Linked DNA regions of Homo sapiens: region 1 is linked to region 2. The links are chromatin contacts, found by Hi-C or POLR2A ChIA-PET in ENCODE. All regions are on one chromosome and are shown on one strand. Each heading gives the region's core, a stretch centred on a gene start or an enhancer-like site at or near the end of the contact. The rest is flanking DNA. Distances are from core to core; before and after follow the strand shown.

Region 1 (4,360 bases), core at 1,738-4,237, 8.9 Mb before region 2:
AAGGCTTTCTTTTGGTCTACACTGAAAATCTGTTTAGTGTAGCCACCTTCATCAATCAGATCTTCTAGATAAATTGCTGCAGCTTCTACAGCGGCACTTGCTGCTTCACTTGGCACTTTCATGTGACGGAGATGGCTTCTTTCCTTAAACCTCATGAACCAAACTCTGCTAGCCTCAAACTTTTTAAATGAAGCTTCCTCATTTCTCTCAGCCTTCATAGAAATGAAGAATTAGGGCCTTGCTCTGGATAGGCTTTTGCTTAAAGGAATGCTGTGGCTGGTTTGATCTCTTATCCAGACCACTCAAACTTTCTACTTATCAGCAATAAGGCAGTTTCACTTTCTTTTCATGCCTGTGTTCAAGGGAGGAGGACTTTTAATTTCCTTCAAGAACTTTTTCTGTGCATTTATAACTTGGCTAACTGGAACAATAGGTCTAGCTTTCTGCCTATCTCAGCTTTCAAGATGCCTTCCTCACTAAGCTTAATCATTTCTAGCGTTTGATTTAAAGTGAGAGATATGTGACTCTTCCCTTCATTTGAACACTTAGAGGCCATTGTAGGGTTATTTATTGGCCTAATTTTAATATTGCTGTGTCTTAGGGAGTAGGGAGGCCCAAGGAGAGGGAGAGAGATGATCAGCCAGTCAGTGGAGCAGTCAACATATACATTGAATTGGCTGTCTTATAAGGGTGCAGTTTGCGGCACCCCCAAAATAATACAATAGTGACATCACAGATCACCGTAACATATTTAATGGAAAAGTCTGAAATATTTCAAAAATTACCGAAATGTGACAGAGACACCAAGTGAACACATGCTCTTAGAAAAAATGGTGCCACTAGACTTGCTCAATGCAGGGTTGAGCAACAAACCTTTATTAAAAAAAAATACAGTGCCTGTAAAGTGCAATAAATTGAAGTATAAAACGAGGTACGCATGTATTTTTCTTGCTTTTCTCTCGTGGTTGCAGAATATGCTGCCACAGCTCCAAACATGTCTGGCTTACTGGAGGATGTCCAAGGCAAGAAGGAAAAAACTTGTCCTTAGTCTGTCAGGATAAAATCCTTCCCCTGAAGCTCCTCATCCCCCACTCCCCATTATGGACTGAGCAGAATTAGGTCATATTTTTAGCCCCTTAACCAGTTATTGGTTAACAAAGAGGGACAGAGTACAAAGAGGTTTAGACCAGTGGTTTTCAAAGATCTGCTGAACCTTGGGGCGGCAAGTTTCCAAGACCCTTCCAGGGAGTCTGCAAAGTCAAAACTATTTTTGTTATAATACTAAGATATTATTTGCCTTTTTCCCTCTCATTATGAGTGCACAGTAGAGTTTTCCAGACGCTACCTGAAATAGCACAACAGATCGAATGCACAAACAGATATGAAAATCCAAATGCCTTCTATTAAGCAAGACATTAAAGATATGGGCAAAATTTTAAAGTAACACCATTCTTTTAACTAATTTTTTGAAAATAGTTATTTTTAATTAAAATGCGCTATTTGACATTTTTATTTTTATTCATTATTATTTTAAAAAATAGCAATTTTTAAATTTCTGTTTTAATATTAATAGCTGTAACCAACATAAAGAAAAGTTCTTGGGGCTCTCAATAATTTTACAAGTGGAAAGCGGTCTTGAGACCAAAAGATTGAGACCGCTGGTTTATTCAGGCAGATCTTATTCCTTTCCCGGGGTTGCTGAGGTCAGAGCTAAACTTCCCAGAGCTCAACTAAGCTTGGTTCAAACCTTTTAAAAATGTAACTGTTAATGGTAACGCCACCTGGGCTCAACAGCAGCTAGACGGGCCTCTGATTGCTTGGCCAAAGGAAAAGAGGAGGATTTCGTTGGGCCCTGAAGTTGTCACCGTGGCGTGCTTCTTCTGGCCCTGATCTTTCATCCAGGATTGGGGATACGTGCATGCAAACTGGGAGGTGGACATTCCTCCCGCTCTTGTTTTTCAGTGTTAGCATCTTCACTCATACTGTTTTGGTTTCAAAGTGCTCTCAGGAGTCTCCTTAAAACACCAAACCTGTTTTTCGCCTTTTGAATAAATCCCTTGGCTTCACCAAAACTAAACAAAACAAAAATCAAAGAACATCTTTGTGTAACCTATATGCCTGTGATTTCTCCATCTGATCTCCTTTCTCTGGCCTCTTTTCTTTTCTTCCCCAGTGAATTTTAGGCTGCCATGAAACCAGGGAGGAGACAGCCTGACCCTGGCCACGGGTGCAGCAGGCATACATTTTCATCGCACATACTTTGTCGAGTGGGTGTAAGACATTTTTGCATAAACTGAGTTCACGAATGCTATTTCTTAGTCTTTCCTTTGCCCGCGGTCTTCTGCCCAGATCCATTTCTTCGCCCTAATTTTACATATAACTTTCTCCCGGCTGGATTGTTTGCATCCACGACTCCCGACGCTTGAACCTCCCGTTCCTTGGACCTGACCTAATTCTAGGTGCCCGCAGTTTATTTCTCCACTTTGGCAAACGCACGTGGCTCTCCTGGAAGCTTCACTTTTGCTGCTAGGCTGGGTGTTGGGGTTCAGTGGGGCTCGGAAAACGTGCTCTAAAGTAGCCACGACCCCGGTCCCTGCAGAGTCCCGGCCCCCACAGAGCCCCGGCCCCGGACGCTGCAGGCGTCAGAAGGGGGCGGGGAGCAGAAAACGGCCGGGTGAATCACTGGGCGTAACAGGTGCCGCAGCCGCAGCTGCGCCCGCAGCGCGCGCGGACCGCAGGGATAAGGTCTTCTTTTTCTCCGGGTTTTTTTGGAGGTAAGGAGGAGACTACCGAGGCCCCCACCCGACCAATGCAGGCCACGGTTGTTCATCGCCTAGCAACTGGCGGAGCCAATGGGAGGCGGCGGGGCCTGCGGCGCCGGCGCGCGGGGGCGGGGTGGGAACCTCGGAAACCTGCGGAGGCCGGGAGGCGGCTGCAAGGGGCGGGGAAGGCGGGAGCCCGCAGCGGAGGAGGGGCCGCGGGCGGGAGGCGCTGCGAGGCGCTGCTGGCCCTCGGGCTGCGGGAGCCGGGCTAGGACGCCGAGCGGTGACTCCCCGCCGCTCCCGGGGGCCGTGACGGTGAGCAGCAGCGCCTCGCGTCGGGGATTGTGACGCGCCCCGCCAGGGAGGGGCGGGCGGGGGTGGGCGCCGGCAAGGGGCGGGCGCGCGCGGAGGTGAGAGCCGGCACCTGGCTCAGCGCCCCGTTGTTCGGCGGGAGGCTCCGCGCGGCTGTTGGGGCCGTTGCAGGGTGCGGGCGAGCGTCGACCCGGGCCGCTCCTGGAGGAGGAGGTGGGAGGTAGGTGCTGGCCCCGGGACCGCTCTCGCTGGCGTTCGCGGAGCTGCGCCTGCGGAGCGCTCTGACCCGGGGAGCCCCAAACCCTCTCTGGGATGGAGCAAGGTTGGCGCCCGGCGTTGGGGGACGAGCAGCGCGGGGACGTGGGGGAGGAGGGGATGGCCGATTTGGGGCTGCAGAGTCTCAGCAGCGGCCGTGGGGCATGCGGGGTTTGGCGATTTGCTAGTGCAGCCGCAAGAGGCAGTCTTTAAAACGAGTTATTGGGTGGCCGCTGCAGTGGAAGAGAACCCCGATAGTGGTCTAGTAAAAAGTCTAGGGGAAGAATTTACATCATCCAAGAGGCAGGCATGTGTGAAAATACTTTGGTTTATAATTTTATCATGAAAATACTTTGGTTTAGAATTTTATAGTCAACGACAGTAAACTGAATTGTGAGCTCCCTGCACATTTTTTGAGCCTATGCTGATTGCCCAGTTAGGCATATCGCTTGGGCCCAGGACATAGAATATACTAATTTGCTGTCTGCACGTATAATGTAGGAATTTTTAGATTATTACCCAGTTTCAGGACCCATAGTTGTAAATGCCAAACTGCGATTACTAGCAACGCTGATAAAGTTCTTGAATCTGAGAGAATTGAGATTTCTCTTTTCTGGACGCTGTAATAGGTTGAGGATTAGAAAAGAAGGTGATTTAGAAGTGTAAGGGTGGAGGCTTCTTGAACTTCCTGGGCTTTCTAACAATTCAGATTAGAGTCAAGGTGTAGAGTTAGCTGTGGGTGATGGATGTCATGGACCTTTTCATGGTTCATGGGGGTTTGGCTTACTGTGGGGTAGAAGAAAATTCTGGTGATCCTACAGTTTGATCCTGAACTAGAAAGGTTGGTATGAGTTGACTCATTTAGGAGAGTGAATAAAATTTGTAAAGAATTAGAAATTTGGAGAGGAAAGAAATGCCTTTAAAGTTCACGTCAAGCTATTTTGAAATTTAGAAGTTAGAGGTAGATTTATGAATTTGGATCCAGTCGGCAAAACTTGATCCATCAGATCTCTTATCCTAAAACTATCAAC
Region 2 (4,236 bases), core at 1,468-3,967:
TTATCAGAAAAAAACAATTATCTGAGAAGCACAGGATTAGTTAATCTATGGCTGACAATACAAACAGTGCTTTAGTTTCTCCCATGAGCCAGAGACAGAAAAACATCTACCTTTTTCATCAGTGAAGTTCAGGGAGAGTATTTCTTTCCGAGTACCTATACCATATTTATCAGACATCTATTTTAATGTGGACTCTGTACAAAACCTATTATCTATTAGTAAATTATATAACTACATGAAAAATCAAAATGCCCTAAACATGCCAAAGATGTTTAAGCCCAGATAAAACAGTGGCTAATCAATGATACATGAAAATTAGTATTAGGATTCCAGAAACAAATTTTTCCCACACTCAACAATGCATTATATTTTAAGAAGTTTTGTGGCTGGGTGGTGGCTCCTGCCTGTAATCCCAGCACTTTGGAAAGCTGGGGCAGGCAGATCACTTGAGGTCAGGAGTTTGAGACCACTCTGGCCAACATAGCAAAACTCAGTCTCTACGAAAAATACAAAAACTAGCTGGGCATGGTGGAATGTGCCTGTAATCCCAGCTATTCAGGTGGCTCACTTAAACCCAGGAGATGGAGGCTGCAGTGAGCCCAGATCGCACCGCTGTCCTCCAGTCTGGGCAACAAAGTGAGGTTATAGCTCTCAAAAGGAAAAAAAGAAGTTTTTTTAACAGGTGGTGCATCTTAGTTTGCTACTAACCCAAATTCAGGGCATAAAGATAGATAGCAGATAAAGGCAGAAACGAGTCCAGCCCCATCCATATGGCCTTAACTCCATGATTGCTAATAGAGTATTTTCAAGGTTATGGGAACCTAACACTTAAGTAAAAAATTAATACATACCATATATCCCACAAATCGGTAGACTAAGACAACTGAGTTTGGATACTACAGGGAAAAACATTTACTCTTAACTAAGTTGTTTACTACTTTTTGCTAAGATTGTCCCAGAGTTTTCCTCGAAATTTAAAAATTTAAGGTAAAACTTTTTCAAGGTCTCAGAGTAATTCTAGAGCTAAAGTGTTATTACACATCAGCAATAGATTCAGATAATACATGCCAACACATCATTGACCTTGAAAGTATTACCCCTAACTACAAAAAGAGAAACCCGTTTTGTACCTCAAACCCTCATCTACTTTGTCTGGCAAGCCCTCTCAGTATAGGTAAAAACTGAGATTCTAATAAGCCCACAGCCTCAGACGTCCAAAGCACACTTAACTGAAGTTCAAAGGCACAGCACATCCTCAGTTCTCTGCATGGAGTTGGATGCCATTTTAAGACATAAATACTGTCTCACTGCTTATGACTGTCACACTTCTTTAAAATAAACTTTCCAACATAAAAAAATTATACATACATAATCATCTTTCTTTGAGCCATAGGATGCGATATAATCTGCATGTTTCTCCAATAACAAAGTGTCCGGTGCATCTGACTTGATAATAACATCCTTCTGTGGAGTGCCCTTTCAAAATAAAGTGGTAATCTCATCAATGTTTACCTCTACAACGTTCTTCTGCCCCACAGCATAGATTCAACATACATCTCAATTTTCACTTGATTTCATCTTGTAATAGGAAAACGTTCCATTTAAAAATTGTAACTAACTAGGGAGGCTGAGGTAGAAGATCGCTTGAGCCAGGGAAATTAAGGCTGCAGTGAACTGAGGTTGTGTCACTGCACTCCATCCTGGGCGACCGGAGACCGACTCAAAAACAAAACCAAAACAACAACAACAACAACAAATTGTATCCAACAAAAAAGAACTTAAATCATTCAGGCTTCGTCTTAGTCACGATTCAGGTAATTTTCAGGTCTCAGAGTAATTCTAGAGCTAAAGTAGTAATAATCAACTTTAGATTCAGAATACATGCCAACTCATCATTGACCCAAAAAATTACCACCAGCATTTCTTGTTGTTCACTTTTCATTCAAAAAGATAAGTAAAAAATAAACACCATAGAATATCAAAGCTTATCATTTCAGGACAACTTACGGTTTACATGTGGCAGAAAGCATATTTTTAAAAAATAAAAAAATCTAACCCTTAACTTGCAAGCGAATTCTTGCTTAATCAAATGCAGGTTTCAAAGCACCTTCTAAGTACCCCAAAAGTTGTTCAAATGTATTAAATAAGCAGTTCCTTTAGCTCCATCTTCTCCACCTTTAATCCGAGTCTCTGTATTTGCAGAAGTCCCCATGTGATGCGGCTCTAGTTCTTTTCGTATCTATATCTTCCTCATTGAGAGTACACTGCAGTCACTATAACAGGTCATGAAGATTACCGGAAGTGATTAAGTACCGAATTTTCTTCTGATCCCATTAAAAATCTTAAAGCGAGACCACATCACTAACGATTTTAAAGAAATCTTTGACACCCCCTCTCCAAGAAAAAAAAAAGCCACCAATCAGCCACAGCTTTTTAGAGGGGTTCAGAAATCGGGCTGCTCAACTCTTAACAGGCCCTCCCTACAGAAGAAGGCCTGGATAAAATTAGAAGCGGCATTGCCCGCGAGGTCTGCAGAAAACGCTGAGTAATATTTCACACTCAAAAAACCTTCCAAGGCCTGTGTCCTAACCATTCTCCAGCACCAGGAAACCAATCCTAAGGTGACCAGTGTGCTTAACCCTACTCCACCCTGTCTGCTACCAACCCATCCGGACAGCAGCGCTAAACTCACACTTACCATGTCTAACAGGGAAAGGAGAGAGCAGGGTCAGTTCCTGGGTAGACTTAGGAGCCGGGCGCCTGCGCAGATGCGCCTCTCAGGCCCCCATCGCGCTCCGATATAGCTGACCACACTTTCGCCTGCAAGGCAGAGCAGTTCCACGGCTGCCGTAGGACCCCACTGATCGCTCATAGGTGTCCTCACTGCCTGCGTCCAAAGTCCTGCGACCATATGCTTGTCCCATAGTCACTCCGATTTGTCTAGAAACAGTTTTAAATAATATTTAAATATCTGAGTTGCTTTTAAGAAATCATTTGTTCTAGCTGGACGCGGTGGCTTACGCCTGTAATCCCAGCACTTTGGGAAGCCGGACAGCAGGATTGCTTGATCCTAGGAGTGTAACCACCCAATATTGTGGTTCACTTTGCCTGCTGCTGACCGATAGCCCATTTATCAAGACAGGGGACTTGCAATGGAGTCTCCCCAAGCAGTATTCAGAGTTTTTAAAGATAATTCGGCGATTAGGGGCTTGGGAAGTAGGGAGTGCTGATGGGTCAGGTTGGAGATGGACTCATAGTGGGTAGACGTGAGTTTTTCTTGCTGTTTTCTGTTCCTGGGTAGGATGGCAGAACTGGTTGAGCCAAATTACCAATCTGGGTGGTTTCAACTGATCCATGGAGAGCAGGGTCTGCAAAATATCTCAAGAACTTATCTTAGGTTTTACAATAGTGATGTTATCCCCAGGAGCAATTTGGGGAGGTTCAGAAACTTGGAGCCAGAGGCTGCATGACCTCTAAACTGTAATTTCTAATCTTGTAGCTAATCTGTTGGTTCTGCAAAGGCAGACTGGTCCCCAGGCAAAAAAGCGGTCTTTTTGGGAAAGGGATATTATCAATTTTGTTTCAGAGTCAAACCATAAACTGAATTCCTCCCTAAATTGGTTCAGCCTAGGCTCAGGAATGAAGAAGGACAGCTTAAAAGTTAGAAGCGGCCGGTGGCTCACGCCTGTAATCCCAGCACTTTGGGAGGCCAAGGCGGGCGGATCACGAGGTCAGGGGATCGAGACCATCCTGGCTAAAACCCCGTCTCTACTACAAATACAAAAAATTAGCCGGGCGTGGGGGTGGGCGCCTGTAGTCCCATCTACTCCTGAGGTTGAGGCAGGAGAATGGCTTAAACCCGGGAGGCGGAGCTTGCAGTGAGCAGAGATCACGCCACTGCACTCCACCCTGGGCGACAGAGCGAGACTAGTCTCAAAAACAAAAGTTAGAAGCAAGATGGAATCCGTTAGGTCTGATTTCTTTCACTGCCATAATTTCCTCAGTTATAATTTTGCAAAGGCGGTTCCAGGAGATCCAGACCAGCCTGGGCAATGTTGCAAGACCCCCGTCTCTACAAATAATAAAAATATGAGCCAGACGTGGTTGCCCAAGCCTGTGGTTTCAGCTACTGGGGAAGCTGAGGTGAGAGAATTACTTGAGCTGTGGGGCAGGGGGTGGAGGCTACAGTGAGCGGTGATAATGCCACTGCACTGCAGGGTGTGAGACAGAACGAGA

What was found. A loop is a pair of places that touch in the nucleus more often than their neighbours do. ChIA-PET counts read pairs that join two places held with the same protein, here RNA polymerase II (POLR2A). Pooled maps may share reads with other maps.
Region 1: a loop to region 2 is called in a map of CD4-positive, alpha-beta memory T cell, with 17 times the contacts of the local background. The contact joins the promoter of SSX2IP here to the promoter of RABGGTB in region 2. A Hi-C loop is called at or near these places in 1 of 168 maps with a recorded cell type or tissue (CD4-positive, alpha-beta memory T cell) and 3 of 50 pooled maps. POLR2A ChIA-PET finds 5 or more read pairs at or near these places in 1 of 52 experiments (activated naive CD4-positive, alpha-beta T cell).

Annotation. Positions count from the first base shown.
Region 1 is chr1:84,689,088-84,693,447 of GRCh38, reverse strand. It overlaps SSX2IP (SSX family member 2 interacting protein), which reads left to right and starts at 2,987. Exons shown (of 14, transcript NM_001166293.2): 1 at 2,987-3,077. RefSeq lists a silencer at 2,776-3,535.
Region 2 is chr1:75,784,737-75,788,972 of GRCh38, reverse strand. RABGGTB (Rab geranylgeranyltransferase subunit beta) reads right to left here and starts at 2,717. Exons shown (of 9, transcript NM_004582.4): 1 at 2,699-2,717; 2 at 1,369-1,476. The coding sequence starts at 2,701. SNORD45C (small nucleolar RNA, C/D box 45C) reads right to left here and starts at 1,901; the gene lies at 1,824-1,901. SNORD45A (small nucleolar RNA, C/D box 45A) reads right to left here and starts at 1,084; the gene lies at 1,001-1,084. RefSeq lists a silencer at 2,626-2,685 and enhancers at 2,746-2,975, 3,916-4,135.